Regions from separate parts of the Homo sapiens genome. Here region 2 is linked to region 1. A link is an interaction called in ENCODE POLR2A ChIA-PET data of the cell type or tissue named here. Cell type or tissue: PC-9. All regions are shown on one strand. Each heading gives the region's core, and the rest is flanking DNA. Links, peaks and the distances in the headings are about the cores only.

What was found. ChIA-PET counts read pairs that join two places held together with the same protein. Peaks named below come from ENCODE experiments on the same cell type or tissue, not always from the same donor. Only the 100,000 strongest peaks of a DNase experiment are listed, where the experiment ranks them.
Region 2: POLR2A ChIA-PET joins it to region 1 with 26 read pairs; 2 of 35 experiments call an interaction of 5 or more read pairs at or near these places.

The regions. Positions count from the first base shown.
Region 1 is chr20:50,739,564-50,755,375 of GRCh38, forward strand. PARD6B (par-6 family cell polarity regulator beta) reads left to right here. Exons shown (of 3, transcript NM_032521.3): 3 at 10,096-14,178. The coding sequence ends at 10,925. Among named protein-coding and RNA genes, the nearest start is that of PARD6B, 16 kb to the left of the region's middle. In PC-9, for the core only: CTCF peaks have their summits at 5,146 (motif pointing left), 5,346, 9,923 (motif pointing left) and 10,126; DNase peaks (open chromatin) are centred at 5,068, 7,068, 8,427 and 9,898; H3K27ac peaks cover 4,461 bases.
Region 2 is chr20:50,166,658-50,182,469 of GRCh38, forward strand. LINC01273 (long intergenic non-protein coding RNA 1273) reads left to right here and starts at 5,913. Exons shown (of 3, transcript NR_109943.1): 1 at 5,913-6,131; 2 at 6,266-6,360; 3 at 9,624-10,014. RefSeq lists enhancers at 1-84, 5,611-6,112, 12,513-13,012. In PC-9, for the core only: no CTCF peak of the experiment used is centred there; a DNase peak (open chromatin) is centred at 5,814; H3K4me3 peaks cover 1,370 bases; H3K27ac peaks cover 1,710 bases.

The DNA.
Region 1 (15,812 bases), core at 5,040-13,039:
ATGTATCTTTGCTTTCCTGGGTTTGGAGGAACTAAAGTCCACCAACAAAATAAACCTCCAAGGATAACCTCTGCCTATATCACTTGACTATTTTACAAAATACTTTCACACACAAATTAATGTTCCCAAAGTTTCCTGAGATGGATCTCAAAGGTAATTAACAGGAATGCGATATAATGAGAGTATGACCTTAGGAAGATTCAGTTGGCTGTTCAGGATGAATTGGAGTGGGCAGCAGTCTTACAGTAGAGAGCCAGGAGCAGGCGGTAAAGAAGTGAGGAGACTGGCCTAGAAGTAGAGGGGAAGGGTGGGGGGAGGGGAGAAGGCAGTGGCGGGAAGGTAGGAGGGGAAATACTTGGGAGTCATTGCACTCACTGTGGCTGCTTTGCAGTGAAGGAGAGTCCAGCAGAGCATATCTTGATGGTTTGAGTCTGACAGCTGGGACAGTGTCATGAACAAGCAGAGTAGATTGATTTGGAAAAGAAAATTATGAATTTTGTCTTAGGACAAATAATCTTAACCAGTCATTCAGAAGATTAGAAATGGTAGACAAAAGTTCAGGGTAGAAATCCAAAAACTAGTTAGATTTGCAAGCTTTTTGAAAAGTGATAGTTAAAATTTTGGGAGTAGACATAAAGGCTATCTGAGATGAAGACCATGGATAGAACCTTGGAAAGCTATATATAGAGTGCTGGAAAAGGAGGAAGAATTTAAATAATTATGGTTGAATAATAGGCCTTTCTTGTTAGCAATTGTAATTTTCTTTAAAAAGTTAGTTGCTGTTTGGATGTGCATTCAAATATAGAGTGGGTTTTTAAAGTATTGCCATGTGACAGAATTTTGTTGGATTATCCCCTTTGGTAGAAAGATTATGACAGTTGAGTTATACCACCACATGTTTTGTTAATGGAATTATACTCTTGCATGATTATGGAATTAATCCTAACATCTTTTAAGGGTAGTTATCTTTTATTTCCTTTCTAAGTTTTTATTTATTGGTGGTATAATTTTTATTGAGACCTTTGATGGTTTTTATTGTTGTCATAGGAATTACAACTTAGAAATATGTTTCTATGTGCAAATGTTTTCTATTTATTAATGGTAAAATGTCCAATATAATTGATAGCCCTTAGAATTTGATTTAGAAATAGGCAATTCAACAGAAATATTTTAGATTTTAAAAATATAAATTTAATACAAATATGACTTTAGCAAAAATGAAAGTAGGTAGTCAGTTCATTCCTGCTTAAAACCCTCTGATGATTTCCCATTGCAACCAGAATAAAATCCCTTCTGATTTGGACTTCCCAACCTCATCTTCCCTCATTCTCTCACTCCCTCATCACAGTCAGCCACACTGGCTTCCTTCCTGTTCCTCAGACTTGATGAGCTTGTTTCTTTTTTTTTTTTTTTTTGAGATGGAGTCTTGCTCTGTCACCCAGGCTGGAGTGCAGTGGTGCAATCTCGGCTCACTGCAACCTCTGCTTCCCAGGTTCAAGTGATTGTCCTGCCTCAGCCTCCTGAGTAGCTGAGACTACAGGTGCATGCCACCATGCCTGGCTAATTTTTGTATTTTTAGTAGAGATGGGGTGTCACCATGTTGGCCAGGCTGGTCTCGAACTCCTGACCTCAGGTGATCCACCCGTCTTGGCCTCGAAGTGTTCTGGGATTACAGGTGTGAGCCACTGCACCCAGCCGTTAGCTTGTTTCTGTTTCTGTGCTCTTATGCTTGGTTATTCTTAAGGACACTTCACCCTCGGTTCTTCCCACGTCTGCCTCCTCCTGCTTAGCTCAGATAAGTTTGTCAGAGGAGTCTCTTCTGACTACCCTAACTAAAGCCCTCCACCTTCCCACCTTTACCACATCATCCTCTGAAGACCTGGAAATATCTTATTTAAGAATATGTTAACTTGTTTCCTGTCTGTCTGGTTTACCATCAGGTCGCAGCATCTAAATCTGGCAGACTTACTTAGTGTACTATAATGCATGCACTCTTTTTTTTGTGGAGTGGGGACGGAGTCTAGCTCTGTCCCCCAGGCTGGAGTGCAGTGGCGCGATCTCGGCTCACTGCAAGCTCCACACCATTCTCCTGCCTCAGCCTCTGAGTAGCTGGGACTACAGGAGCCCGCCAACACACCCGGCTAATTTTTTTTTTTGTATTGTTAGTAGAGACGGGATTTCACTGTGTTAGCCAGGATGGTCTCGATCTCCTGACTTCGTGATCCGCCCGTCTCGGCCTCCCAAAGTGCTGGGATTACAGGCGTGAGCCACCGCGCCCGGCCGCACTCTGTCTTTTAAGCAAAGTTGAGCAGATGCTTAACTAGAAATCTGATTTTATGTAAACCTTAATGAACATTTAATTCAAGGAACTAATATAAAGTATGACATTAAGTATAGTTACATTTTACTGCTTGATTACAGCACATTTTCTGTTTGCTTTTTGATTTCAGTTAGGCATCAGTAAGGCAGAAGTTACACTTAATATGTACTGGTGTTTTGTTTTGTTTTGTTTTAAGTCTTGCTCTGTCACCCAGGCTGGAATGCAGGGGCGTGACCTCCACTCACTGCAACCTCCGCCTCCCAGGTTCTTGTGCCTCAGCTTCCAGAGTGGCTGGGACTACAGATGCGTGCCACCACGCCCAGCTAATTTTTGTATTTTTAGTAGAGACAGGGTTTTGCCATGTTGGCCAGACTGTTCTCAAACTCCTGACCTCAAGTGATCCGCCCACCTCGGCCTCCCAAAGTGCTGGGTTTACAGGTGGGAGCCGCCGTGCCTGGCCCCAAGTGATTTATTTTATTTTATTTTATTTTATTTTTTTTGAGACAGAGTCTTACTCTGTTGCCCAGGCTAGAGTGCAGTGGTGTGATCTCGGCTCACTGCAGCCTCTACCTCCTGGGCTCAAGCGATTCTCCTGCCTCAGTCTCCCAAGTAGCTGGGACTACAAGCGTGTGCTACCATGCCCGGCTAATTTTTGTGTTTTCAGTAGAGACACGGTTTCACGACGTTAGCCAGGCTGGTCTCAAACTCCTGACCTCAGGTGATCCACCCTCCTCAGCCTCTCATAGTGCTGGGATTACAGGTGTGAGCCACTGCGCCTGGCCCCCAAGTGATTTTTGAAAAGCAAATTGCAAAACCATTTTAAAATTTAAAACTATGTGATCTTTTAACATCTGATACTCTACTAAAATTTCTTTAAAGTGAAAGCTTACAATTCAATGTGTAAACTACTTTATAGTCTGAAGTTTAAGATAGTGTTGTTGGATATCTTGAAAAATTTTTATAACAATTTATTGTTAGAAGAAAAACCCCATACTCTATTCCTAGAGCAGTTATCATGGGAGCAAAAACAAAGCACAAGAAACCTGGTATCTTAAAAGTTATTTTCATGCAGAGGATCCCAATCCCCCATTCCCTGTTAAGAGTATTAGAGTTTATCCTAATTGATTCGGGAGATGGGGAAGAGAAGGTACAGAATAGACTTTCTGCTCTCATTGTTGAGGTTATTGCTGTGCACTAAAAATTTTTAAAAAAATATTTAAAGCTTGCGCCTTTTAAAAATACTCAGGTCATTCCTGTCAGTTTGGAATTCAGCCAGGGAAATGTGTATTTTTAAAAGCTTCCCAGCCAGTCCTGATAATCAGCCAGGTGGAGGATCTGTTGATGTGCTACAGAACAGACCCCTCTCCAGATCTAGTCAGAATCTCTACATCCAGACTTCTTGCTATAACACCGTCTGTTTTTGATTGACACCAGACACATATGTTTACCTCTTCGATTTATTCTCGTTTTATTAGGAACACTAGAAAGGCTTTGCTTTAAACTTTGTCTCTCATAGGGCATGCCCTTACACAGATGTGACTTTGTGGCCCAGATGCTGGTAACTGGGCATCTAAATCATCTCTTAGATTTTGTGCATTGGACATTATTTTGTAGGTGTCTTTTAAGGTTACATTTTTATGAATCAGGGTTTAAAGTTGTCTAAGGAATATACATTTTAGTAGTAAATTGTAAATTATAGTTTTAACAAAAGATATGGCCCAGAAATGAAAAAAATAAATTACAGCCTGTAATCCCAGCATTTTTGGTGGCCGAGGCGGGCGAATCACAAGATCAGGAGATCGAGACCATCCTGGCTAGCATGGTGAAACCGTGTCTCTACTAAAAATACAAAAAAATTAGCCGGGCTTGGTGGTGGGCGCCTGTAGTCCCAGCTACTCGGAAGGCTGAGGCAGGAGAATGGCATGAACCCAGGAGGCGGAGCTTGCAGTGAGCCTAGATCGCGCCACTGCACTCCAGCCTGGGCGACAGAGCGAGACTCCGTCTCAAAAAAAAAAAAAAAAAGAAATTGTGGAGTAACATCTCAGTATGTGACACCAGTTACTCACAACAGAAACGTGGGTGTCACCTTTGACACATACCTATTTTTTAGTCAGTCACCAAGCCTATTAAAACTGTGTTCTAGTTATTTTTCAGATTTGTCTCCCCATTTCCATGTCCTCTGCTCCAGGCCAGGTGCCATCCAAATTTACTGAAGTAGCTTCTTTTTTTTTTTTTTTTTTTTTTTTCTGAGAAGCAGTCTCGCTCTTGTTGCCCAGGCTGGAGTGCAATGGCGTGATCTCGTCTCACGGCAACCTCCGCCTCCTGGGTTCAAGTGAGTCTCCTGCCTCATCCTCCCGAGTAGGTGGGATTACAGGCATGCGCCACCATGCCTGGCTAATTGTGTATTTTTAGTAGAGATGGGGTTTCTCCATGTTGGTCAGGCTGCTTGCGAACTCCCGACCTCTGGTAATCCGCCCACCTCGGCCTGCCAAAGTGCTGGGATTACAAGTGTGACCCACTGCACTGCGCTGGCTGCAGTAGCTTCTTGTCCTCCCCCTCCACGTCCTTCTCCAGCCTGCAGCCGGAGTGAGCTTTGTAGAAAAACCAAATGAGTTCACTATCACTGTCTTCCCTTAAAATCCTTGATTTTCTTCCCTTTGCCCTTAGGCTAAAGTCTGTAAACTTTGGTACTTCCCAGGAGGCCCTGTTTGTCTGTTTGGCCCCTGGCTGCCTCTGACTCAGCTCCTGACTCCCTCCCTCCCTCCCTCCCTCCTGCTTTTCACCCTCTGTTCTAGCTGTATTGGATTTCTTTGTCTGGCCCTCCCTCTTCTGGATATTGTCGAGTCCTGTGCCTGGAACATTCTTCTTGCCTTCTACTATTAGCCCCTGGCTGGTTTTCCTCACAGAATCACTTCCCTGGAGAAGCCTTGCCTTACTCCTACAAGCCAGGCCAGGTCCCCTTTACATACTTCCCCAGCATGGTGTGCTTATAGCTCTCAGCACCTTTGTTATAATTTACTTAGAGTATTTGAAATTATTTGTTAGTTGCCATCTCCTCTTTTAGATTGTAAGCACCACGAAAGTAGACACCATACCTATTTTATTCACCAAATCTGTACCACAGAGCACAATTCCTGGCACATAGTCAGTGTTCGTTAAATATTTGGTGATTAATTTTTCTGTATTAGGAATGAAGGGGTCTGCAAAATTTGAATATCTAATTTGCTTTAAGTGATATTTAATCTTTTTAAAGTTGCCAGATCTGGCTGGGCGCAGTGGCTCACGCCTGTAATCCCAGCACTTTGGGAGGCCAAGGTGGGCGGATCGCCCAACGTCAGGAGTTCGCCACCAGCCTGACCAACATGGTGAAACCCTGTCTCTAATACAAAAATTAGCCGGGCATGGTGGTGCATGCTTGTAATCCCAGCTACTCGGGAGGCTGAGGAAGGAGAATCGCTTGAACCCAGGAGGTGGAGGTTGCAGTGAGCCGAGATCGTGTCATTGCACTCTAGAGCGAAACTCCGTCTCAAAAAAAAAAAAAAAAGTTGCCAGATCTATCTCATTTAACCATTTTATATTAGAGCAAGAGTTGGCAAACTAAGGCCTGTTGGCTGCTTTTGCATATAAAATTTTCTTGGAACAGGGTCTCACCATTGCCCAGATTGGAGTGCAGTGGTGCCATCTTAGCGTACTTCAGCTTCGACCTCTCAGGCTCAAGTGATCCTCCCACTTCAGCCTCCCAAGTAGCTTGGACTACAGGCACAAACAAACCACCATGCCCAGCTAATTTTTAAAATTATTTTTGTAGAGACAGGGTCCTGCTATGTTACCCAGGCTGGTCTTAAACTACTAAGCTGAAGCAGTCCTCTCACCTCGCCCTTCCAAAGTGCTGGGATTACAGGCATGAGCCATCATGCCTGGCCACATAATATTTTATGGATTGTCTGTGGCTGCTTTTACAAGAGTGATTATATAGCCTGTAATACCTAGACATTTACTGTCTGACTCTTGACAGAAAACGGTTGTCAACCCCTGGATTAGAACATTTTAAAACATTATTTCATTATTTGATTTCTTCCTCTGATCTTCAAGTGGGGCATAATCTTGAACTTTGTTGATGGCTGTACTATAATGGTTGCTGTTTTGTTACTGTATGGGGATACTGATGGAGCTTATGTAGAAGTTTTTTTTTTTTTCTAGATTTGCTTTTTACTCACTGTGAAGCTTTTATGTCTTACATCTGCCTGCCACCCACAAATGGATCCTTACCCTTTGCTCTGAATGTGTGGTTTATGACCCTCTATGAGCAAAGGAATGAGATTACTAGGCTTTTCAGAATTAATGTTTAAAGAGTAAGAGGTTCAGAGGGAAGCCCTGCAGGATAAGTGAAGAACAGCCACTATTTGTGTGTAAGAAAGTAAGACATCCAGTTTGACTATTTGGAGGCCTTCTAGGTGGATCCTTGTCTGTTCAGTTAGCCGAGATCATTGGCTGAAGAAAAGGCTTGGGATAAATGCGGTGCTGCTGTATCAGCCCATATCATGTACTGTTGCATAAGTGAATTTATACAAGTGGACAGTTGCTATGATCAAGTTTTCAAACTTTCCATCTCATTCTGAGTTTAATGCTCTGATAGTGTTCAGGTAGAAAGTCAACTCCAATTCCTTGTGGACATTCACCTTTACACTTTAACACCCTGAACCCTGGCTTTCTGCCAAAATATTTTCTTTCCCAGTGGCTGGAAACTGATTAGCTAGATGGGAGAACAAAGGTGGCTTTGTACTGGGGCATATTGCTTTTGAGAATTTAGCAGAGAGCATTCAAATGGAGTCTGGATGTGATGCCAAATTATGCAGATTTGGAGTTTATTTTGGTTAGGTTTCCCATGAGTAGGTATGTAGGCAACGTAATACTGTTCTCAGTTTATATGGTCTGGAATTTCCCTTATAAATGTTATATAGGCTTTCCTTATTGATTGTTTTAAAACACAAATATGTATGATTTTGAGAAAACACATTACCAGAAGACTATTCTTGATAGGTTTTTTTGCCAAAAAGATTGTTGTACCAATGGATTTATATCCAAAGCCATATTATAAATACATTTCTGTCTCTGTAAGAGCCCAATGCAAATACTTATAAATGATTACAAGTGTCCCCAAGGGGAAAAAAATGCCAAAAAAATAAGATACCCGTAACCTTATATATTTATCTGAAACTAGGTTTTGAAGAGTGTTCACGCAGCATCAGAAAAGAATACTAAAGCTCCCCATACTCTGACATAATTGATACTTGGCATTCATTATTGTGACTTGGAAGATACTAGCCTCGTAAGAAAACCTGGGCTCTAGTTCTTTCTGTGTAACTTACGTTGTACCCTTAATTTATTGGTTATAAAGTGAAGATGATAATAGTTTAGCAATGAGGGGGTTTAGGATTAAACAAGAGAATATGAGTTGAAGCGCTATACAAACGCAAGATGGTGAGATTGGTGTTTTCTGTGGCAGCAGCTGAGACTAGGATTTTCAACTATTTTGTGGAGGAGGAGGGAAGCCATTTATTTTTTGTTGTTGTCTTTTCTTTTCTTTTTCTTTTTTTCTTTCTTTCTTTTTTTTTTTTTTTTTTTTTTTGCCTAGCCACTGGAAAACCAGGGAGAGGCATTATTGAAGTTGTTGTGTTTTTTTTTTAATTCATGTAAATTTCACTTTTTAGTTTATCCTCATTGTAGTTATTTTTGAAAATACTATTTTAACTTTTGTTTCTGCTGTTAGTTTCATTTTCTGTTTTACCTCTCATTCTCTGATGAAATGTTTTGTTTATAGACTATCTTCCTTCAGCCATATAATTTAACCATATCTGGTGTTAGGTGTTCTGTTTTCCCTTTTAGTTTATTATTTAATTAGGCGGCAGTATTTAAAGATCGCAAGATTTTGCCTAAAAACAAGACTTTCTGGCATGAAGAAAATCTGCGAGGAACTGAGAAGCAGCTATGCCATCTAAATGAGGCAGGAGCTCTCCAGTTTGCCAGAGTCCTACTACTTCCTATTGTCTGTGTCACCACCACTGAGGACAAAATACCATTGAACTTTATGCATAGTTTTTCACACAGTAAAGAAAAAAGTTAAAACTCCACCTTTGCCTCTTTCAAAATGAAAATGAGAGATCAAGAATTCCTGCTGGGCGAGGTGGCTCACACCTGTAATCCCAGCACTTTGGGAAGCTGAGGCAGGTGGATCACCTGAGGTCAAGAGTTCCATCAAGACCAGCCTGGCCAACATAGTGAAACCGCATCTCTACTGAAAATACAAAAATTATCTGGGCATAGTGGCGCATGCCTGTAATCCCAAGCCACTTGGGAGGCTAAGGCAGGAGAATCGCTTGAACCTGGGAGGCGGGGGTGGCAGTGAGCTGAGATCATGCCTCTGCACTCCAGCCAGGACGACAGAGCGAGACTCCGTCTCAAACAATAGCAACAGAAAACTGAGGGAGAGTGTTTATTTGCAGAATACCAAAATTCCGAAGTGTTTGTTTGATATGCATCAGCATCAATTACATTATCTGCCCACTCAGCCTCTGATATTGGTATATGATTTTACTCTCTGATTTACCTTGAGAATCAAATATCCCACTTCAAGTATTTGAGTTGAATATGATAAACATGCAAATTGCAGGCGTGTTTTTGTTTTGTTACCGAGGCTGGAGTGCAGTGATCATAGTGCGCTGCAGACCTGAATCCTGGAGTGAAGCCATCCTCCCATCTCAGCCTCCCAAGTAGCCGGGACTCCAGGCAGACGCTACCTACCACACCTGGCTAATTTTTTTTTACTTTTCATAAAGACAGGGTCTCACGCTGTTGCCCAGGCTGGGCTCAAGTGATCCACTCACCATGGCCTCCCAAAAAAGCACTGGGATTATAGACGTGAGGCACCACGCCCAACCACATTACAAGTTTTTTAAACAAGTGAAGGAAAAATGTATTTTAAGTAACTGGTTTAAAATGATGTTTTAAGGCCGGACACAGTAGCTCTCACCTGTACTCCTAGCACATTGAGAGGCTGAGGCGGGAGGATCTCCTGAGGCCAGGAGTTCAAAACCAGCCTGGGCAACATAGCAAGACCCTATTCAAAAAAAAGTAAAAATACATATATATTTAATGATGTTTAAGAATATGTAAGATCTGGCCAGGTGCGGTGGCTCACGCCTATAATTCCAGCACTTTGGGAGGCCGAGGTGGGTGGATCATGAGGTCAGGAAATCGAGACCATCCTGGCTAACACGGTGAAACCCCATCTGTACTAAAAATACAAAAAGTTAGCCAGGCCTGGTGGCACACACCTGTAGTCCCAGCTACTCGGGAGGGTGAGGCAGGAGAATTGCTTGAACCCGGGAGGCGGAGGTTGCAGTGAGCCGAGGTCACGCCACTGCACTCCAGCCTGGTCGACAGAGCGAGACTCCATCTCAAAAAAAAAAAAAATATGTAAGATCTATCATAGTTTCATTTGCCATATTTAATGTTTAAAAGTGAATGAGCTCTATCAAATTTAACTTCAACATTGGTTTATTTTGTGATGTGTATTTGAGATGGCCACCTAGTGGTTTTTTCTGGTATGGCATTTTACTACTGTACTAGATTATGATCTGATTAGAATAAGCTTATTAGCTAGTTTGTTTATATACCAAATATATTTTGAGTTATCCTTTCTGTACAGATTCAGCTGCAAGTGAATAGATATTTTTACAGCATTTCTATAATTATTTTGTTTTATTTTTAAACAGAAGAAGCAGACTACAGTGCCTTTGGTACAGACACGCTAATAAAGAAGAAGAATGTTTTAACCAACGTATTGCGTCCTGACAACCATAGAAAAAAGCCACATATAGTCATTAGTATGCCCCAAGACTTTAGACCTGTGTCTTCTATTATAGACGTGGATATTCTCCCAGAAACGCATCGTAGGGTACGTCTTTACAAATACGGCACGGAGAAACCCCTAGGATTCTACATCCGGGATGGCTCCAGTGTCAGGGTAACACCACATGGCTTAGAAAAGGTTCCAGGGATCTTTATATCCAGGCTTGTCCCAGGAGGTCTGGCTCAAAGTACAGGACTATTAGCTGTTAATGATGAAGTTTTAGAAGTTAATGGCATAGAAGTTTCAGGGAAGAGCCTTGATCAAGTAACAGACATGATGATTGCAAATAGCCGTAACCTCATCATAACAGTGAGACCGGCAAACCAGAGGAATAATGTTGTGAGGAACAGTCGGACTTCTGGCAGTTCCGGTCAGTCTACTGATAACAGCCTTCTTGGCTACCCACAGCAGATTGAACCAAGCTTTGAGCCAGAGGATGAAGACAGCGAAGAAGATGACATTATCATTGAAGACAATGGAGTGCCACAGCAGATTCCAAAAGCTGTTCCTAATACTGAGAGCCTGGAGTCATTAACACAGATAGAGCTAAGCTTTGAGTCTGGACAGAATGGCTTTATTCCCTCTAATGAAGTGAGCTTAGCAGCCATAGCAAGCAGCTCAAACACGGAATTTGAAACACATGCTCCAGATCAAAAACTCTTAGAAGAAGATGGAACAATCATAACATTATGAAACCGTGGTTTGAATGTTTTCAGAGTGAGGATGCCATGAGGACTTGTACATTTGGCTAGTTTAAAAGCATATATACCTCTGACCAGTGACGTGGAATAGGCATGAGACGAGTAACGTTGCAAGCTTACAATATTATTAAAGTAGTAGTTTGATAATTGTTAATATAAACTTTGGTGGATCAGAGGTGAATTTAAGTCCAAAACAAAGGGGCCTTTGCTGATGAAGTTACGTGCTTTTGCTGTTTTGTCTGTGGAGAATCAGATGTTAAAGCACATTCTTGGAACTATGTGAGAAGACTAGATCATTTCTGTTGGAAGTGGTTGCATATTTAACCTGCTGTGCAGAGCCCAGTTAATTTTTCCTTTAACTGTATTTTTAAAATTCTAATGTGAAGTCTGATTCTCTCTTGTGGTACATTGGGGACCTCAGCTCTTAAAGGTCTCATGTTCCCAATATTTTATTTTGATTTTTTTTTTTTTTTTTTTTTTTTTTTTTTTTAGTGACTGGGTCTCACTCTGTTGCCCACACTGGAATGCAGTGGCATGATCACAGCTCTCTGCAGCCTCAATCCCCTGGGCTCAAGCAGTCCTCCCACCTCAGCCTCCTGAGTAGCTGGGACCATAGGCACATACCACCACATCTGTCTACTTTTTGTATTTTTTGTAGAGACAGGGTTTCGCCATGTTGCCCAAGTTGGTCTTGAACTCCTGGGCTTAAGCAGTCCTGCCTCGGCTTCCCAAAATGCTAGGATTAGAGCCACCATGCCCAGCCTATTTTGATTTTTGTTTTTTTATGTTCCTTTCTAATAAATTGTAACAAATGATGTTCTCAAGTACATTTCCAGTTTCTTTTCTTTTCTTTCTTTTTTTTTTTTTTTTTTTTTTTGAGATGGAGTCTCGCTCTATCGCCCAGGCTGGAGTGCAGTGGCGCGATCTTGGCTCACTGCAAGCTCTACCTCCTGGGTTCACACCATTCTCCTGCCTCAGCCTCCCAAGTAGCTGGGACTACAGGCGCCTGCCACCATGCCTGGCTAATTTTTAGTAGAGACGGGGTTTCGCAGTGTTAGCCAGGAAGGTCTCAATCTCCTGACCTCCTGATCCGCCCGCCTCGGCCTCCCAAAGTGCTGGGATTACAGGCGTGAGCCACCGCGCCCAGTTGTGCATTTCTGGTTTCTAAGAATCAAACCACTTGGCTGTTTTTAGGAGTTACTTCCCATGTTATAAAGCTGAGGAAGCTTTTTTTTTTTTTTTTTGAGACAGAGTCTCTGTCACCCAGGCTGGAGTGCAGTGGTGCAATCTCAGCTCCCGGGTTCAAGCAATTCTCCTGCCTCAGCCTTCTGAGTAGCTAAGATTACAGGTGTGCGCCAACACGTCTGGCTTATTTTTTTGTATTTTTAGTAGAGATGGAGTTTCACCATGTTGGTCAGGTGGGTCTCAAACTCCTGACCTCAAGTGATCCGCCCATCTCCTCCCAAAGTGCTGGATTGCAGGCATGAGCGCCTAGCCAGGAAGCTATCTTTTCTTGAGTTATGAAACTTTGCAACAGTTGTTCAAATTGGTGTTTGTCCTTCCTATAGCTTTCATATTTTCAAATTAATTCTGTATGGCTATATAATTTATGTTTTAAAAGGCAATTCTCTTGACTTTGGAAATATGGAAGTCTCTCCTTTAACCTATTCTTGTTCCCATTCCCAGTCTCATTTGAAATCATTCCTTTTATTGTTAGTGTGTGTATTTTTGTTGGTGTGCTTTTAATGCATCCAAGTATGCATCATTTTGGATAAAAAATACATCCAAATTAAGATGTTTTAACACATAGGACAAACTTGTGCACTTTTTATGCCAAAAAAAAAAAAAATTGGGTTTTCCTTCATGGGATTTCTAGAAACACTGCCTACACTTTATGAAAACTACATAGTATTCACCTGTGACAGGTAGAGTTTATCACTATTAATTTTATGAGGCTATTTATTACTTTCCAATGCATCCACTTAGAACAAGCTAAGAGTAAGGCTGCTAACTTTAATTCCTTGCCTGATTTTATTGTACAGTGTGCACAAGCACAATGGTATGCTTGTATATAGAAACTAAAAATACTATGAAGTACATAAGTTCCCTATGGCTTATGGAGAGTTATTTATTAATTAACTTTATGGTAGGGCTAGTATGAATACCTTTTTAACAATTGTGTGCTATTACAACAATGAAGATTCAAATGACTCCGCTTTGAAGGATGTTTTCTCTATATGGTAAAATATATATGAAGAAGTCTTGATTACGTGAAGATCACTTGACTCAGAATACTTCAATGTATTTTGTTCACATTACCACTAAGCATATTATCAGTAAACTATTAACTGACTGCACATTATGTAATACGTTGTACTTTTTGTTGAATTCACCGAAGTTCTTCCATTTATATGCTATTTTTAATGGCATTCCGGCTTTAACATTCTGTGAGTCTTACAAATTTGACTCTTGAATGGCAAAATAATGTTAGTATGTAGAAGGTTAACTTTCATTTATAATATAAGTGGTGCAGGGGTTCAACATTTTAAGTAAAAATATTTTTACACACTACCTCTCTCTTTTTTTTTTTAAAGTTTTAACATCAGAACTTTTGGGGGAAAAACTACTTCAGGGCTTGACTTTTTGTACAAATTTTAACTGTAAAATACAGATTTATCTTGTACGCATTCATGGAAATGGAAATCAAAGCTGCTATTGCTTTTTATTTTAATTATCCTGTTAAGGGTATCTATCAATGGTATTTTCAAGTAGATCTCTGTTTCTTAAATTATTGGTGAAATAATTGATTACTAGATATATTGTAAAACCAATAGATCCTGGTTATACGATAAAATATCAGCTCATTGGTAGGCTGAATCAATTATTTCAAGTGCACCTTATTAACAAAAGTATCAGTGGATCCAACATAAAATTTTATAGTACTAAATGTCAAGCCTAACTGTGAATTTTGTTCTGTATCTTAAGTAAATTTATGATAATGTTCTCGAGCTATCAACAAAATATATGTACTTTTGTGAGCTATGAATTTTCTAATTAAATTTTACATGCTATAACATGATTTTTACATGAATGATACTTTGTTTATAACTATCAAATGTCAGTATTTTACTACAATTTTATTATAAAGTGTACATTATCACTAAATGAACTTCGATTTTAAAAATCAAATTAGCTTTAGTTGTATATTATTTTTTACAAATAAAGATAGACTTGTATAAAGGCTACTTTCTTGTTTGAAATTATATGAAAAGTTGCCCACAAATACCAGGTGCCCATTATATAAAATAGGTAGGGAGAAAACCCTTGAGTTTTAACAAGATCCTTGCTTCCTTAACTTTTAATTGTTAAAAGATGGACCCCAAATTGTATGTGCACTTTTTGCAACTGTGTATGACCATATGGCTATGGGCTGGATGGTAACTTTTAAAATGTGGTTAATTCTGATAGTGTGAAAGGTTATGCAAGCTATTCACCCAAAGTTATCTTTAAGATTATTTGAAACTAGTTTGTAATGTGACAGCTTATCTTCTGAAATTCAAATTCACTTAGTTATACTTAATTAATATTACCATCTATCTAGTATGGCCTATGTTGATTGAATTCAATTTATACTGAAAAACTTAAAATGTCTGAGAAAAAGGCCAGGCATGGTGGCTCATGCCTGTAATCCCAGCACTTTGGGAGTCTGAGGCAGGCGGATCATGAGGTCAGGAGTTGGAGACCAGCCTGGCCAACATAGTGAAACCCTGTCTCTACTAAAAATAAAAAAAAAATTAGCTGAGCTTGGTGGCGCACACCTGTAGTCCCAGCTACTTGGGAGGCTGAGGCAGGAGAATCGCTTGAACCGGGGAGGCGAGGGTTTTGGTGAGCTAGGATCACGCCACTGCACTCCAGCCTGGGCAACAGGGTGAGACTCCATCTCAAAAAAAGAAAAAAAAAGGTCTGAGAGAAAGAACAACCTTTCCTGAGCCATTTCTAATTCCAAATTAGCCACCCTGTCATCAGCTTAGTTGGTCATTGCACTAACTCTTCTGCCAACAAGTTTAGAGGACAATAGGACAATCCTAATTCCTTCCCTCCAAGTTAAAAACACTAAAAATCCCGAGTATAAATGGAACATCGTGCACACAGAACTCTTCACACCTTTGATTGGGTTGCATTCAGTACCCGATATTCATCTCTGGGTTTTGAGTCCGTGAAACAATGGTGCAGAATTAAAACATCCCTTTCATTCCCAAAAAATGACCCCAATGCAATTTGCATCTTTGTTTTTTTTCTTTTTTTGAGATGGAGTCTCACTCTGTTGCCCAGGCTGGAGTGCAGTGGCACTATCTCGGCTCACTGCAAGCTCCGCCTCCCAGGTTCTCGCCATTCTCCTGCCTCAGCCTCCCGAGAAGCTGGGACTACAGGCGCCCGCCACCACGCCCTGCTAATTTTGTTTGTATTTTTAGTAGAGACGGGGTTTCACCGTGTTAGCCAGGATAGCCAGGATGGTCTCGATCTCCTGACCTCGTGATCCGCCCGTCTTGGCCTCCCAAAGTGCTGGGATTACAGGCGTGAGCCACCGCGCCCAGCCTTGCAATTTGCATCTTAAATCACTGTTGCTTCCTAGTTTCCAGTGCTGAGTAAGAGCTTGATTAAATTTGATTTTGAGGAAAAACTAAAGTTACAAAAATTTACCAAAAACCAGACCTCTCTGTTCTGCCTTTAGGTGCTCAAGTGTTTAACAGCAACTGACAGAACCACTTCTGATTGTGTTTCCCTTCTTTTAGTTTGATGTGGGGTTTAAATTGGAAGTATGTATACCAGCGACTTGGCAGCTGAGTTCTAAGCACAGTTTTGGGAGTGTTTTGCTGTT
Region 2 (15,812 bases), core at 4,101-12,100, 570 kb before region 1:
TTGAAGAACTGCCATACTGTTTTCCAGGTTGGCTGTTCCATTTTTAAATTTTATTTATTTATTTATTGTTTATTTGTTTATTTTTTTGAGACGGAGTTTTGCTCTTGTTGTCCAGGCTGGAGTGCAGTGGCGTGATCTTGGCTTATTGCAACCTCCGCCTCCCAGGTTCAAGCCATTCTCCTGCCTCAGGTACCCAAGTAGCTGGGATTACAGGTGTGCGCCACCATGCCCAGCTAATTTTTGTATTCTAGTAGAGACAAGGTTTCACCATGTTGGCCAGGCTGATCTTGAACTCTTGACCTCAAGTGATCCACCTGCCTCAGCCTCCCAAAGTGCTAGGATTATAGGCGTGAGCCTCCACGTCCGGCCTGGCTGTTCCATTTTATATTCCAACAGTGCACAAGGGTTCCAATTTCTCTACATCATCACCAACACTTATTATTATTATTATTATTTTGGAGATGGAGTTTTGCTTTGTCACCCAGGCTGGAGTGCGGTGGCGCTATCTCAGTTCACTGCAACCTCCGCCTCCCAGGTTCAAGCAAATCTCCTGCCTCAGCCTCCCGAGTAGCTGGGACTACAGGTGAGTGCCACCACGCCCGGCTGATTTTTTGTATTTTTAGCAGAGGTGGGGTTTCACCTTGTTGGCCAGGCTGGTCTTGAACTCCTGACCTCAGGTGATCTGCCCACCTTGGCCTCCCAAAGTGATGGGATTACAGGCAGGAGCCACCAAGCCTGGCCTGTTTTGTAGTTTTCATTGTACAAGTTTTTCACTTTTTGGATTAATTCCTAAGGATTTTCTTCTTTTTGATATTATTGTAAATGAAATTGTTTTTATAATTTTTGTTTCAGATCACTCACTGTCAGTGTAGAGAAAAGTAACTGATTTTTGTGTGCTGACTTTGTATCTTGCTACTTTGCTGCATTCATTTATTAATTCTAACAGTTTTTTCTTAGTTTGTGAAATCTTTAGGGTTTCTACATATAAGATCATATCATTGGAGAGCAGAGATTATTTTACTTCTTCCTTTCCGTTTGGATGCCTTTGATTTCTTTTTCTTTTTTTTTTTGAGATGGAGTCTCACTCTTTCGCCCAGGCTGGAGTGCAGTGGCTCGATCTCGGCTCACTGCAAGCTCCACCTCCCGGGTTCACGCCATTCTCCTGCCTCAGCCTCTCGAGTAGCTGGGACTACAGGCACCCGCCACCGCGCCCAGCTAATTTTTCTGTATTTTTAGTAGAGACGGGGTTTCACCGTATTAGCCAGGATGGTCTCGATCTCCTGACCTCGTGATCCACCCGCGTCGGCCTCCCAAAGTGCTGGGATTACAGGCGTGAGCCACTGCGCCTGGCCTGATTTCTTTTTCATTCCTAATTGCTCTGGCTAGAACTACCAGTACTATGTTGACTAGAAGTCAACATAGGGTTTTTTTTTTTTTGAGACAGGGTCTCACTCTGTCACCCAGGCTGGAGTGCAGTGGTGCGATCTCAGCTCACTGCAACCTCCACCTCCCGGGTTCAAGCGATCCACCCAGCCTCCCAAGTAGCTGGGACAACAGGCACCTGCCGCCACGCTTGGTTAATTTTTTTTTGTAGAGATGAGGTTTCACCATGTTGCCCAGGCTGGTCTTGAACTCTTGAGCTCAAGTGGTCCGCCCACCTTGGACTCCCAAAGTGCTGGGATTACAGGCATGTGCCACTGTGTCCAGCCTTGGGCAGCCATTTTGGACCATAAGATGAAAACTGCCAGTTGTCTTCAACAAAAAGAGCGCAAGATAGCAAAAGACTGGGTTCCTGACACCGTAAAGCAACTATGCAGCTCTGGATCACTTTCATTCAGATTAATATGAGAGAGGAAAACAAACTACTTTTTGACTAGGAGGCAGTTGTTATTTGAACCTTTCTTACAGCATGGAGCCTGTATCCCACCATTGTAGTTTGTCTAATGAATAAATGGATGATTGAATAACCAAAGAAGCAGTCAGATCCAGGCCCCCATACAGATTCATGCACAAAGACTCTGCCTTAGCCTAGGTGGGAGCAACGTCCAGGTGCAGTAGAAATATTCATGGCTGGAGGCTAGTTCTTTCTGACACAGGGTCTCGCTCTGTTGCCCAGGCTGGAGTGCAGTGGTGTGATCACGGCTCACTGCTGCCTTGACCTCTTGGGCTCCAGCAGTCCTCTCACCTCAGCCTCCTGAGTAGCTGGAACTACAGATGTGTGCCACCACAGCTGGAGATATATATATGTATTTTTTATAGAGACATGGTCTCACTATGTTGCCCAGGCTGATCTCAAACTCCAGGATTCAAGTGATCTGCCCACCTTGGTCTCCAAAAGTGCTAGGACTGCAGGTGTGTACCACCGTGCCTGGCTGATTTTTTTTCTGTATTTTTTTTAACGACAAGGTCTCACTCTACCAGGCTGGTCTCGAACTCTTTGGCTCAAGTGATTTGCCCACCTTGGCCTTCCAAAGTGCTGGGATTACAGGTGTAAGCCACCGCGCCTGGCCCAGAGGAGCTAGTACTACTAGTTCTAAATCTGGCCTTTCCACTAGCTAGCTGTGTGCCCCTGAGCCACCCATGTGCCCTCTCTGGGTCTCACATTTCTCAGTTGTAAACCCGGCTTAGCAAATCTTTAAATCTATGCAATTTAAAGTTATTTTTGCTCTTTTGCAATTGCATTTCTAGGAATCCATTCCCAGGGAAATTCTCACCACATAGCACATGAACACAGGTGCCAGGATGCAGCTGCACCTTCCTTTGTGGAGCAAAAACTTGGAAATATCCTTAAAAGTGATTAAGTAAATCAGAGTATGAACTGTGCTCTGGAGTGCAAGACCGCGGACTATGGCTTTCTGGATTCTCTGGTGACACCTGCTGGCACAAAGGGATACTGCAGCCCAGCTTGGTTACGTATTGGGAATTTCTAGAAGAAGAGAGGTTCGGGGCAATTGTGTGAGGGTGGTTTGGGAAGGCACAGAGCAGGGAGAGATTTGGAAGGAAGGTCAAGGCAAGGAGGTGGCCTGGGTGTGGAGGTTGCAAGCATAGACTTGGGTTCAAATTCCAGCTTCACTACTTACTAGCTGGGTGAGCCTGGGTGGATTTGGGACTTTCTCTGAGCCTCACTTTCTTCTTCTGTAAAATAAGGATTCTGGGCCAGGTGCGGTGGCTCATGCCTTTAATCCCAGAACTTTGGGAGGCTGAGGCGGGCAGATCACAAGGTCAAGAGTTCGAGACCAGCCTGGCCAACATGGTGAAACCCCATCTCTACTAAGAATACAAAAATTAGCTGGGTGTGGTGGCGTGTGCCTGTAATCCCAGCTACTCGGGAGGCTGAGGCAAGAGAATCACTTGAACCTGGGAGGCAGAGGTTGCAGTGAGCTGAGATCACGCCACTGCACTCCAGCCTGGGAGACAGAGCAAGACTCTGTCTCAAAAAAAATAAAATAAAATAAGGATCCTAAGGCCCGTGTTACAGATTATTGGTGAGGGCTGGGTGAAAGAACTAATTTATTTAATAATTTATTGAAACAACATTTCAATAAAGATGTCAGTGACTGACAATCTCATCTAGGTGCCAGGGATACAGCAGGGGATGAGGCCTGGGTCCTGCCCTCCTGGAGCTTACAGTCTAGTGCAGAGAACACAACAAACCAATAAGCATGCATGTGATATAATCTCAGGTATTATTTTTATTTATTTATTTATTTTTGAGACAGAGTCTCAGTTTGTCACCCAGGTTGGAGTGCACTGGTGCCATCTCAGTCACTGCAGCCTCCACCTCCTGGGTTCCAGTGATTCTCATGCCTTGGCCTGCCAAGTAGCTGGGACTACAGGTACACACCACCATGTCGGCTAACTTTTGTATTTTAGTAGTCGGCTAATTTTTGTATTTTAGTAGAGATGGGGTTTTTCCATGTCGCCCAGGCTAGTCTCGAACTCCTGGCCTCAAGTAATTTACCCACCTCGGCCTCCCAGTGGCGGGATTACAGGCGTGAACCACCGTATCCAGCCTAATTTCAGGTATTTATGACACTACAAACGAAAATAAAGCAGGAGGCGTGCTGGTGTGGGTGGAGGCATTGTTACAAGTGGGGTGTGTGAGGAGGGCATCTCTGAGGAGGCTTGAGCAGAGCCAGAGGAGCCGTGTCGTGTGTGTGTATGGAATGCATGAGAAATGCTAGTGGAAGAGCCTCACACATAGGAAAGGGCCAATAAATGGTGGGTCATCATCTTATTACACACAGCAGAGGGAACGAAAGGAAGAGGGATTGGAATCCGTTTCCCAGGGTCTGCGGCAGTCACAGAGAGTGACAGAAGATTCCCTGGGCTGGCAGGTGGAGCAGCAGCCCTGCTCATGGTGTGGGGGGTGGGGAGCCCTGGACCTGAGGAGACCCAGCTCTGGGTGGCCTTGGGTGAGCCACTCTCTGGGCCTCAGTTTCCTCATTTGGAAAACAGGGCCGATAATGCCCACCTTGTGAAACTGGGGGGTGTCACAGGCTGAATGATGACCTCCTCCAAATAATTATGTTGAGATTCTAACCCCCAGTACCTCAGAATGTTACTGTATTTGGAAATAAGGCCTTTAAAGGGGTAATTAAGTGGCCAGGCACAGCGGCTCACGCCTGTAATCCCAGCACTTTGGGAGGTGGAGGTGGGCAGATTACTTGAGGTCAGGAATTCGAGACCAGCCTGGCCAACATGGTGAAACCCTATCTCTAGGAAAAATACAAAAATTAGCTGGGCATGGTGGTGAACATCTGTAATCCTAGCTACCCGGCAGGCTGAGGCAGGAGAATTGCTGGAAGCCGGGAGGCGGGAGTTGCAGTGAGCCGAGATCCCGCCACTGCACTCCAGCCTGGGTCACAGAGTGAAGCTCCCTCTTGAAAAAAAAAAAAAGGTAATTAAGTAAAAATGAGGTCATTAGGGTGGACCCTAATCCAATATAATCGTTGTCTTCATAGGAAGAGGAAATGTGGACACAGACACAAACAGAGGGAGGGCCATGTGAGCCCAGAGCAAGAAGGCGGCCATCTACAAGCCCCGGAGCGAGGCTGCGGGAGAAGCCAGCCCCGCTCACACCTTGACAACAATCTCTGTTGATTAAACCACACAGTCTGCAGTCCTCTATTACGGTGAGCCCTGCCAGCTGAGATGGGGTTGACGTGGGAATACAGCTGGGCACACAGGAGGCCCTCAGTGGAGGCTGGTTTCTTTGGCCCAGTGCCACATGGAGCCCGTCCACTGGCTGAGCTGGGGGCCTGATTGTGGCCACTCAACGTCTCTGTAAAGCTCAGGGTCTGCCTTGAGATCCTGCACTTACCACGGAGTGGCCCTGCCTTGGGGACCCATCTCACCTCACTTCTGCCCTCCTTTCTGGTTCATGACTCAGCCATCCACTAACCTCCCGTGGTAGCACTGTGGCCACTCTGTAAACGACAGCACCACTGGTGTCTCATTGGGGGCCAGTCTGGAAGAGGGAGACCACCCTAGGCATTTCAGACAGAAGGGATGGAATACAGGCATTGCTTACACAGAGGACGGACGAGCCGAGATGCAGAAAGGCCAGGTGAAGCATTGGCCACAGCTGGAGGCGCTCCACCCTAGGCCAGCGGGACAGAAGGAAGCTGGGTCCGAGAAGCCAGGGCTTGGAGCCACAGTGGGGGCTGCCTGGTAGGAGTTGACCAGGGAGGGAGGGTCTGTCGGGCGGGGGCGGGGGCTCTTTGCCTTCCGATCCAAGCTCCGCCCTCTGCAGCTCTGCTCTGTGTATCCCAGAGCTGACCCTGCGGCGCCTTTCCCAGGCTCGCGTCCGGTGAGTTCCTATTGGCCAACGGGAGGCCCCGGTCGGGGAGCGCCCCGGGACAGGCCCCTGTGCCTCCCGCTTTGCGGAGTGACGCAGGCCCTGGGCTACAGCAACCTTACCAGCCCCTCCAGCTTAGAGGTGGCAGTGGCTCTCTGCGGCTGCGATTTCTTTCTCGGAGCGTCCTCCCCATCCCGTTCGGCCTCTGCCTCCACCGTCGTCTCTGTAACCCGTTCCCTGTGGGAGAGTCTCTGTTGCGGTGTTCAGGGGTTTCGGTTTTCTGGCTGAACAGTGATTAACGCGAGGGAAGGCGCTGACGGCAAGGTGGCAGGTGACCAGCCCAGCAGGCCGCCCAGCCCTTCCCTTCCTACAGACAGAAGCACTGAGGCCTGCAGAGGGGACAGGCAGGTGGGCGTGGGGGATCGGGGGCAGCCCTGGAGTCAGACAGGCCTTGTTTTGTCCCAGGAAGAACATTCCAACACAGACCACAACACCTATGGACCTGGAAAACATTGTGCTCAGTGAAAGAAGCCAGACACAGAAGGACAATGTTGTATGAGGTACCTGGGATGGGCAGATTCTGAGAGATGGAAAATAGAATAGAGATTACCTGGAGAGAGGGGGGAATTGTTGAATGAGGACAGAGTTTGTGTTGGGGATGATGGAAAAGTTTTGGATACAGAGAGTTATGACGAGTATACAGCATTGTGAATTTTTTTTCTTTTCTTTGTTTTTTGTGACAAGGTCTTATTCTGTTGCCCAGGCTGGACTGCAGTGGTGCAATCCTAGCTCACTGCAGCTTCGACCTCCCGTGCTCAAGTGATTTTCCCACCTCAGCCTCCCGAGTAGCTGGGACTACAGGTGCGTGCCACCACGCCTGGCTGATTTTTCTTGTATTTTTTTGTAGAGATGGGGGTATCGCTATGTTGCCCAGGCTGGTCTTGAACACTTGGGCTCAAGTAATTCTCCCGCCTTGGCCTCCCAAAGTGCTGGGATTACAGGTGTGAGCCACTGTGCCTAGTGTGAATGCATTTAATGCCACTGAATTGTACACTTAATAATGGTGAAAAATATAAATATTCTGTTAAATATTTTACCACAATAAAAAAATGTGTGACAGTTGTCAGAATCAAAATGGTGTCACTAATGTTTTTTTTTTTTTTTTTTTTTTTTTTTTTGAGATGGAGTCTCGCTCTGTTGCCCAGGAGGGAGTGCAGTGGTGCGATCTCGGCTCACTGCAAGCTCCGCCTCCCAGCTTCACACCATTCTCCTGCCTCAGCCTCTTGGAGTAGCTGGGACTGCAGGCACCCGCCACCACGCCCAGCTAATTTTTTGCATTTTTAGTAGAGACGGGGTTTCATCGTGGTCTCGATCTCCTGACCTCGTAATCCGCCCTCCTCAGCCTCCCAAAGTGCTGGGATTACAAACGTGAGCCACCGCGCCTGGCCTGGTGTCACTAATGTTAAGAAAACCTTCACAAATAGAGGCAGACCATGAAGAGAGGGGTCTCATTCTTATATGCCTGATAAAGAAAGACTTTAAGAACTACAACCCTTGGCGGGGTGCAGTGGCTCATGTTTGTAATCCCAGCACTTTGGGAAGCTGAGGCAGGTGGAATACCTGGGGTCATGAGTTCGAGACCAGCCTGGCCAAAATGGTGTAACACTGTCTCTATTAAAAATACAAAAAAAATTAGCCAGGCGTGGTGGCAGGCGCCTGTAATCCCAGCTACTCAGGAGACTGAGTCAGGAGAATCGCTTGAACCTGGGAGGTGAAGGTTGCAGTGAGCAGAGATAGCACCACTGCATTCCAGCCTGGGCAACAGAGTGAGACTCTGTCTCAAAAAATTAAAAAAAAAAAAAAAAAAGAAGCCGGGTGCGGTGGCTCACGCCTGTAATCCCAGCACTTTGGGAGGCCAAGGTGGATGGATCACATGAGGTTGAGAGTTTGAGACCAGCCTGACCAACATGGAGAAACCCCGCCTCTACTAAAAATACAAAATTAGCCAGGTGTGGTGGTGCATGCCTGTAATCCCAGCTACTCGGGAGGCTGAGACAGGAGAATCGCTTGAACCCGGGAGATGGAGGTTGCGATGAGCTGATAGTGTCATTGCACTCCAGCCCAGGCAACAAGAGCAAAACTCTGTCTCAAAAAAGAAAATATTTATTTTTAGAGACAAGGTCTTGCTCTGTCACCGAGGCTGGAGTGCAGTCATAGCTCACTGGAGCCTTGAAGTCCTGGGCTCAGGCAGTCCTCCTGCCTCACCTCCCAAGTATCTGAGACTACAGGCAGGCACCACTATGTCCAGTTAATTTTTAAATTTTTTCATAGAGATGGAGTCTCACTATGTTGCACAGGCTGGTCAGTCTAGACAATTTTAAATTAAATATGTAACTCACATTAACAGGTCACATTATTTATTTATTTATTTATTTATTTATTGACACAGGGTCTCGCTCTGTTGTCCAAGCTGGAGTACAGTGGCACAATTTCGGCTCACAGCAACCTCTGCCTCCCGGGTTCAAGCGATTCCCCTGTCTCCGCCTCCCGAGTAGCTGGGATTACAGGCGCCCACCACCACGCCCGGCTAATTTTTGTATTTTTAGTAGGGACAGGGTTTCACCATGTTGGCCAGGCTGGTCTTGAACTCCTGGCCTCGTGATCCACCCGCCTTGGCCTCTCAAAGTGCTGGGATTACAGGCATGAGCCACCATGCCCAACCGCAGACATCTTTTTGTTTTGTTTTTTTTTCTTTTTTTTTTTCTTTGGAGATGGTGTCTCGCTCTGTTGCCCAGGAGGGAGTGCAGTGGCATGATACCTGCTCACTATAGCCTCGAACTCCTGGATTCAAGCGATCCTCCCACCTCAGCCTCCTGAGTAGCTGGGCCTACAAATGTGCAACACCACGCCTGGCTAATTAAAAAGGTGACAGAGAGACCCTGTCTCAAAAAGCAAACAAACAAAAAACGACACATGTGCGTGTGTGTGTGTGTGTGTGTGTGTCTGTGGAGAGAGAGAGAGAGAAAGAAGGAGAATATGATACATCAAATGTAGTAAAATGAAAACATTTGGGAAATATTTGAAGTATTTGTAACTTTTCTCTAAGTCTGAAAGTATTTCAAAATTAAAAAAAAATTTAAAAGGTGAATAGTGCCAGGTGTGTTGGTGCACGCCTGAAATCCCAGCACTTTGGGAGGCCAAGGCAGGTAGATCACCTGAGGTCAGGAGTTCGAGACCAGCCTGGCCAACATGGAGAAACTCCGTGTCTACTAAAAATACAAAAATTAGCCAGGCATGGTGGTGGGCACTTGTAGTCCCAGCTACTCGGGAGGCTGAGGCACGAGAATTGCTTGAATCTAGGAGGTGGAGGTTGCAGTGAGCTGAGATTGCACCACTGCACTCCAGCCTGGGCGACAGAGCAAGACTCTGTCTCAAAAAAAAAAAAAAAAAAAAATGGTGAATAGTACCAAGCGGTGGTGGAAGATATGGGATATAAAACCCTTGGGCACAGCTGGTGTGAGTGGAGACGGGACAGCCTTTCTGTAGAGCACCTGGTACTTAGTCAAATTAGTCCCCCCATCCCCTACAACCTACTCTCAAGCCAAAGTCCCAGAGACATCCTCACACCAGCCCTAGAGGGTGCAAGGAGGTGGCAGCTCACCTTATCTGTGGTGGGGCAGGTTGGGGGTCACTTGGGTGTCTACCCCAGGGACTGGGCGGCTGAGACTGGGGACTGCTCATAGAAAGGACCGTGGATGAGCCACAGCTACAAAACCCTTCACACAAGTGTTCATGCCACAAAGTAGCCACATGTGTTTTGCAGGGACACATTCCAGCAAAAAGACACAAAGTGACAGAATGGCTGCCTTTGAGTGGGGGTGAGAAGAGGTGGATGGCAGGTACCAGAAGAGAAGGGAATAAATATATGAAGAAATACAACCCCCTCGGGCAGTGCCTGGCACAGCATAAATGCCCAGGAAAAAGAGGCCCAGTTGCTTACGTTCCCGGCGACAGGGCCGGGACCAGCGCCGGCTTCCTGGTGAAGGAGGCCACCCTTTCCTCTTGAGGGGTCTGAGTATGCATGTCAGCACCCGGTGGGCACCCAGCACCCAGCTGACCAGGGGCCTTCACCTCTGTGGGGGTTACCGGCCTGGCCCTGAGAACTGGATGAAAGCTGGAATAATTCTTTCTGTAATAAAGCAAACGCAACCACGTTCAACCTTTCCCTTCATTTCAGAGGCTTCCCGCACCTGATGCCTCCCACAGCCTCAGGCTGAGTCCCCAGGTGCTCCAGTGGGGGTGGCAAAGCTGAGCACTGAGTTGGTTTCCATAGTTTTCATCATTAAAATGTTTAAATGACTAGGCCGAGCACAGTGGCTTCTCAGCATTTTGGGAAGCCGAGGTAGGCAGATCGCTTGAGCCCATGAGTTTGAGACCAGCCTGGGAAACATGGCAAAATCCTGTCTCTACAAAATGCAAAAAAATTAGCCAGGTGTGGTGGTGTGTGCCTGTAGTCCCAGCTACTTGGGAGGCTGAAATGTGAGGATTGCTTGAGCCTGGGGAGGCTGAGATTGCAGTGAGCCGTGATTGTGCCACTGCACTCTAGCCTGGGTGACAGAGTGGCAGACCCTGTCTCCAAAAAAAAAAAAAAAAAAATTAGCCTGGCATGGTGGTGCGTGCCTGTGGTCCCAGCTACTTGGGAGGCAGAGGAGGGAAGGGCACCTGAGTCTGGGGGTGTTGAGGCTGCAGTGAGCTGTGATGGTGCCGACGTACTTGAGCCTGGGCTACAGAGATCTTATCTAAAGAAAAGCCTAAATGAATGTGTGGTGAGGAGCAGGCTTGAGTTATTTTCATGATGAGCTCCTCAGGATAGATTCTCAAAAGTGGCATTGGTGGGGCTCTACCTCTGTTTATTCATTAATCTGTTTTATTTTTATATTTATTTATTTATTTCAGTTATTTTTTTGAGATGGAGTTTCACTCTGTCACCCAGGCTGGAGTGCAGTGGCACGATCTCGGTTCACTGCAACATCCCTCTCCCAGGTTCAAGCAATTCTCCTACCTCAGCCTCACAAGTAACTGGGATTACAGGCGTGCGCCACCACATTCAGCTAATTTTTAGTAGAGACGCAGTTTCACCATGTTGGCCAGGCTGGTCTTGAACTCCTGACCTCAAGTGATCCACCCGCCTTGGCCTCCCAAAGTGCTGGGATTACAGGTGGCAGTCACCATGGCTGGCTTGTTTTATTTTTAACATTTAATTGGGTAAGCTGCAGATACCCCTCAAGATGTCAGTGTGCATGTCAAGATGTCAGTGTGCACGTCATTAACTAGAGTCAAATATTTGTTTCTCTGTCTGTAAAGCTTACATTTGGTGAACTGCACCTTTAGGTGTACTTTTGATTATTATTATTATTTTTTTGAGATGGAGTTTTGCTCTGTCACCAAGGCTGAGTCTAGTGTTGCGATCTCTGCTCACTGCAACCTCTGCCTCCAGGGTTCAAGTGATTCTTCTGCCTCAGCCTCCTGAGCAGTTGGGATTACAGGCGCCTGCCACTGCACCAGGCTAATTTTTGTATTTTTAGTAGAGATGGGGTTTCACCATGTTGGCCAGGCTGGTCTTGAGCTCCTGACCTCAAGTGATTCACCCGCCCCAGCCTCCCAAAGTGCTGGGATTACAGGGGTGAGCCACTGCGCCCAGCCACTTTTGATTACTTTTGACAAATGCATCCACCTGCACTGCCCAAACTCCCTCCAAGATGTTAAACATGCAGTGGGTTGAATTGTGTCCCCCAAGAAGATATGTTCAAGTCCTAACCCCTGGGACCTGTGAATGTGACCTTATTTGGAAATAGGGGCTTGCAGATGAACCCAACTTAAGATGAGATCATTCTGGATTGTGGGGGCTCTAAATCCAATGACTGGTGTTTATATAAGAGAAAGGAGAGGGAGATTTGGAGGTGAACACACAGAGGGAAGAAGGCACTGGAAGAAGGCCGTTGGAAGATTAAGGCAGAGATTGGGGTGAGGCAGCTAGAGCCAAGGAACATGGTGGATGGCGGGCAAGCACCATGGAAGAGGCAAGGAGGGATTCTTCCCCAGAGCCTCCAGAGGGAGCAGGACCCTGGTTTCAGGGGAGAATAAATTTCTGTTGTTTTGGGTTTGTGGTATCTTATCATGGCGGCCTTAGGAAACTCACACGAAACACACACCATCACCCCAGCGAGCACCCTTGTCCCCTCCTCAGTTGTGCTCTCCCCCAACTGGCAACCACCGTGCTGATATTTTCCTCATGGGTGAGTTCTGCCTGTTCTAGAGCTCTAAACAGATGGGATCACACAGGAAGTTCTTGGCATCTGGCATCTTTCACTCAAACAAGATTTCAGAGATTGTTGCAGCTATCAGTGCTGGCACGCCTATAATTAAAGTCCATTTACTTGAAGAGGAAGTAAATTTTGAATTTGAGGAGGGGAGTAGGCAGTAAGCTTTCTTTTTTTTTTTTTTTTTGAGACCGAGTTTCACTCTTTTTGCCCAGGCTGGAGTGCAATGGTGCGATCTCGGCTCACCGCAACCTCTGCCTCCCGGGTTCAAGCGATTCTCCTGCCTCAGCCTCCCAAGTAGCTGGGATTATAGGCATGCACCACCACACCGGGCTAATTTTTGTATTTTTAATATTTTTGTATTTTGTATTTTTAGTAGAGACGGGGGTTTCACCATGTTGGTCAGGCTGGTCTCGAACTCCTGACCTCAGGTGATCTGCCCGCCTGGGCCTCCCAAAATGCTGGGATTACAGGCGTGAGCCACCGCGCCTGGCCTGTAAGCTTTCTCTTTAAAGCTGGGCTTGAGGCCCCCTCTCCCGGGGGTCTCTGGCCCTCAGGAACCCCAGTCTGAAGCTGTTTCCCAGTTCAGAGGTTGCAGAGATCGGAGGCGGGGCTCCCGCGCCACCTTGTGGCCATTCTAGGCAGCGCAACCCATGATGCCTGTGGCGGGGCGTGGGGGTGGGGTGGGGTGGGTTGGGGAAGGTGGGTTGGGCAAATGTGTATTTTCCTGGTTTGGGCCCTCAAGTCACTGAGCACCTACTCAGCACCTGCATGATTCCACTGTATGTGTGTGTGGACAGAGATGACCAAGATTGCGCAGACCCTAGAGGGGTTCCCAGGAGAGGGAGACTACACAACACTAACTCCAGTAGGGTGGATGGAGTGAGGCCCAGAGGCCTGAAGTCCAGCTGGAGCCTGGAGGAGGGGAGAGTAACGGACTTGGGCATTCAGGGAACGTTTCCCTGGGCATTTCGACAGCTGGGGATGGAAAGGAAGACTGTTACAGGCAGGGGAACAGCACAACCAAGGTGTGGAAGCAGGACCGGGCAACATTCTGGACCCAACCAATCATAAGGTCATACGTGTCCATGGCAAACATTTTTTTTTTTTCTTTTTAGAGACAAGGTCTTGCTCCATCACCCAGGCTGGAGTGCAGTGACACAGTCATGGCTCACTGCAGCCTTGACCTCTCGGGCCCAAGAGATCCTCCTGCCTCAATCTCCTGAATGTCTGGGACTGCAGATGCGCACCACCATACCTGGCTAATTTTGGATTTTTTTGTATAGACGGGGGGGTCTCGCTATGTTGACCGGCTTGTCTTGAACTCCTGGCCTCAAGTGATCCTCCTGCTTTGGCCTCTCAAAGTGCTGGGATTATAGGCGTGAGCCACCACGCTAGGCCCCATGGTGAATTGAGTTTTTTTTTTTTTTGAGACAGGGTCTTGTTCTGTTGCCCAGGCTGGAGTGCAGTGGCTCAATCTTGGCTCACTGCAGCCTCTGCTCCCCTTCCTGGGCTCAAGTGATTCTCCTGCCTCAGCCTCCTGAGTAGCTGGGATTACAGGGTCGTGCCACTGCGCCTGGCTAATTTTTGTATTTTTAGTAGAGATAGGGTTTCACCATGTTGGCCAGGCCGGTCTTGAACTCCTGACCTGAAATGATCCACCCGCCTCGGCCTCCCAAAGTGCTGGGATTACAGGCGTGAGCCACCGCGCCTGGCTGGCTTAAGTCTTAAGCAGCAGCTTCCACTTTTGTGTTCTGGGGGAGGCCAGCAGCTGTGTAAGAAGTCTGTGCTGGTTGCAAAAAGTGCAAGGTTTAAAAAAAAAAAAAAAAAAAAAAAAGACTGTGCTGAGGAGACCACATGGAAAGGGCAAGAGAGGCCAGGAGGAGAGGCTACTTGAAGGGACAACTTGCAGCATGTGCAGAGGCCACATGGGGAGAAAGAAACTGCCAGAGGGAGCACTGAGGAATGAACTAAGGCAGCAGACACATGGTCCAGCCAGCCATCCGCCACTCGGGCCAGCCGTGAGGTGCCACACGTGGAGCACAGAAGCCACTGTGGACGCTTGGAGCAGAGATAAGCCGTCCCCTCATGCTCTGTCCTAATTCCTCACCTACAGGATCGTGAGCAAATATACTGGTGGTTATTTTAAGCCCTTAAAAAACAGAATTACTGGCCGGGCGTGGTAGCTCACACCTGTAATCCCAACACTTTGGGCGGCCGAGGTGGGTGGATCACTTGAGGTCAGGAGTTCAAGACTAGCCTGGCCTACATGGCAAAACCCTGTCTCTACTAAAAATACAAAAATTTTTTATTTTGTATTTTTAGGGCGTGGTGGCACACACCTGTAATCCAGCTATTTGGGAGGCTAAGGCATGAGAGCTGCTTGAACCTGGGAAGTGGAATTTGCAGTGAGCTGAGATCTGAGATCATGCCACTGCACTCCAGCCTGGGCAACAAAGTGAGACTCTGTTTTGAAAAAAAAAAAAAAAAAAGGCATTACTATATAATCCAGTAACCCCACCACTGGGTATATATCCCATGGAAATGAATCTAGTGTGTTGAAGAAATATCTGCGCTTGCACATATCCTATGGAAATGAATCTAGTATGTTGAAGAAATATCTGCGCTTGCACGGTTATTGCAGCGTTATTCACTAAGTTTTGAGGTGCAGTGTTACATGGTGGCAGCCAGAACCCCCGGCCCTGGGCTACTACTGTTGCTGGTTTCTTATGACCCTTCCAGCATGAGCCTCTGCATCCTCAAATACATGAAGCTGGGTGCGGTGGCGCACGTCTGCAGTCCCAGCTACTCAGGAGGCTGAGGTGGGAGGATCGCCAGACCCAGGAATTTGTGTGCTATGATCTCCCTGTGAACAGCCACTGCAGTCCAGCCTGGGTGATACAGTGAGACCCTGTTTCTAAACAGATAAACAAACCAAAAAGAATACGTGAGTACATTTCCACTCCTCCCCTCATTTATGTGGGGTTCGCACACCACACATCCGGCCTGCTCTTGGCTTTTATTTTTTTTCCAATTAATGATAGATCTTGGAGATTGTTCTAGATGTGTACTGTTCAATATAGTAGTCGCTAGTCCAGGAGGTGATTTAAATGTATTTTAAAAGATTAAATTTTTATGTATTTTTTAAAAGTAGAGCACTCCTCCTGCCTCAGCCTCCCAAGTAGCTGGGACTACAGGCACACACCACCATGACCGGCTAATTTTTTTTTTTTTTTTTTTAAGATGGAGTCTCACTCTGTTGCCCAGGCTGGAGTGCAGTGGCATGATCTCGGCTCACTGCAACCTCTGCTGCCCGGGTTCAAGTGATTCTCTTGCCTCAGCCTCCTGAGTAGCTGGGATTATAGGCACCTGCCACTGTGCCTGGCTAATTTTTGTGGGTTTTTTTTTTTAGTAGAGATGGGGTTTCACCATCTTGGCCAGGCTGGTCTTGAACTCCTGACCTCATGATCCACCCGCCTTGGCCTCCCAAAGTGCTGGGATTACAGGTGTGAGCCACTGCACCCAGCCTTAATTTAAATTTAAATACAATTCAATAAAATTAAAAATTCAGTTCCTCAAGTACACTAGCCACATTTCAGGAATTCAATAGACACACATGGCTGATAGCTGCCGTATGATACAACCCAGATAGAGAACATGTCCATCATTCTAGAAGGTTCTCTTGGACAGTG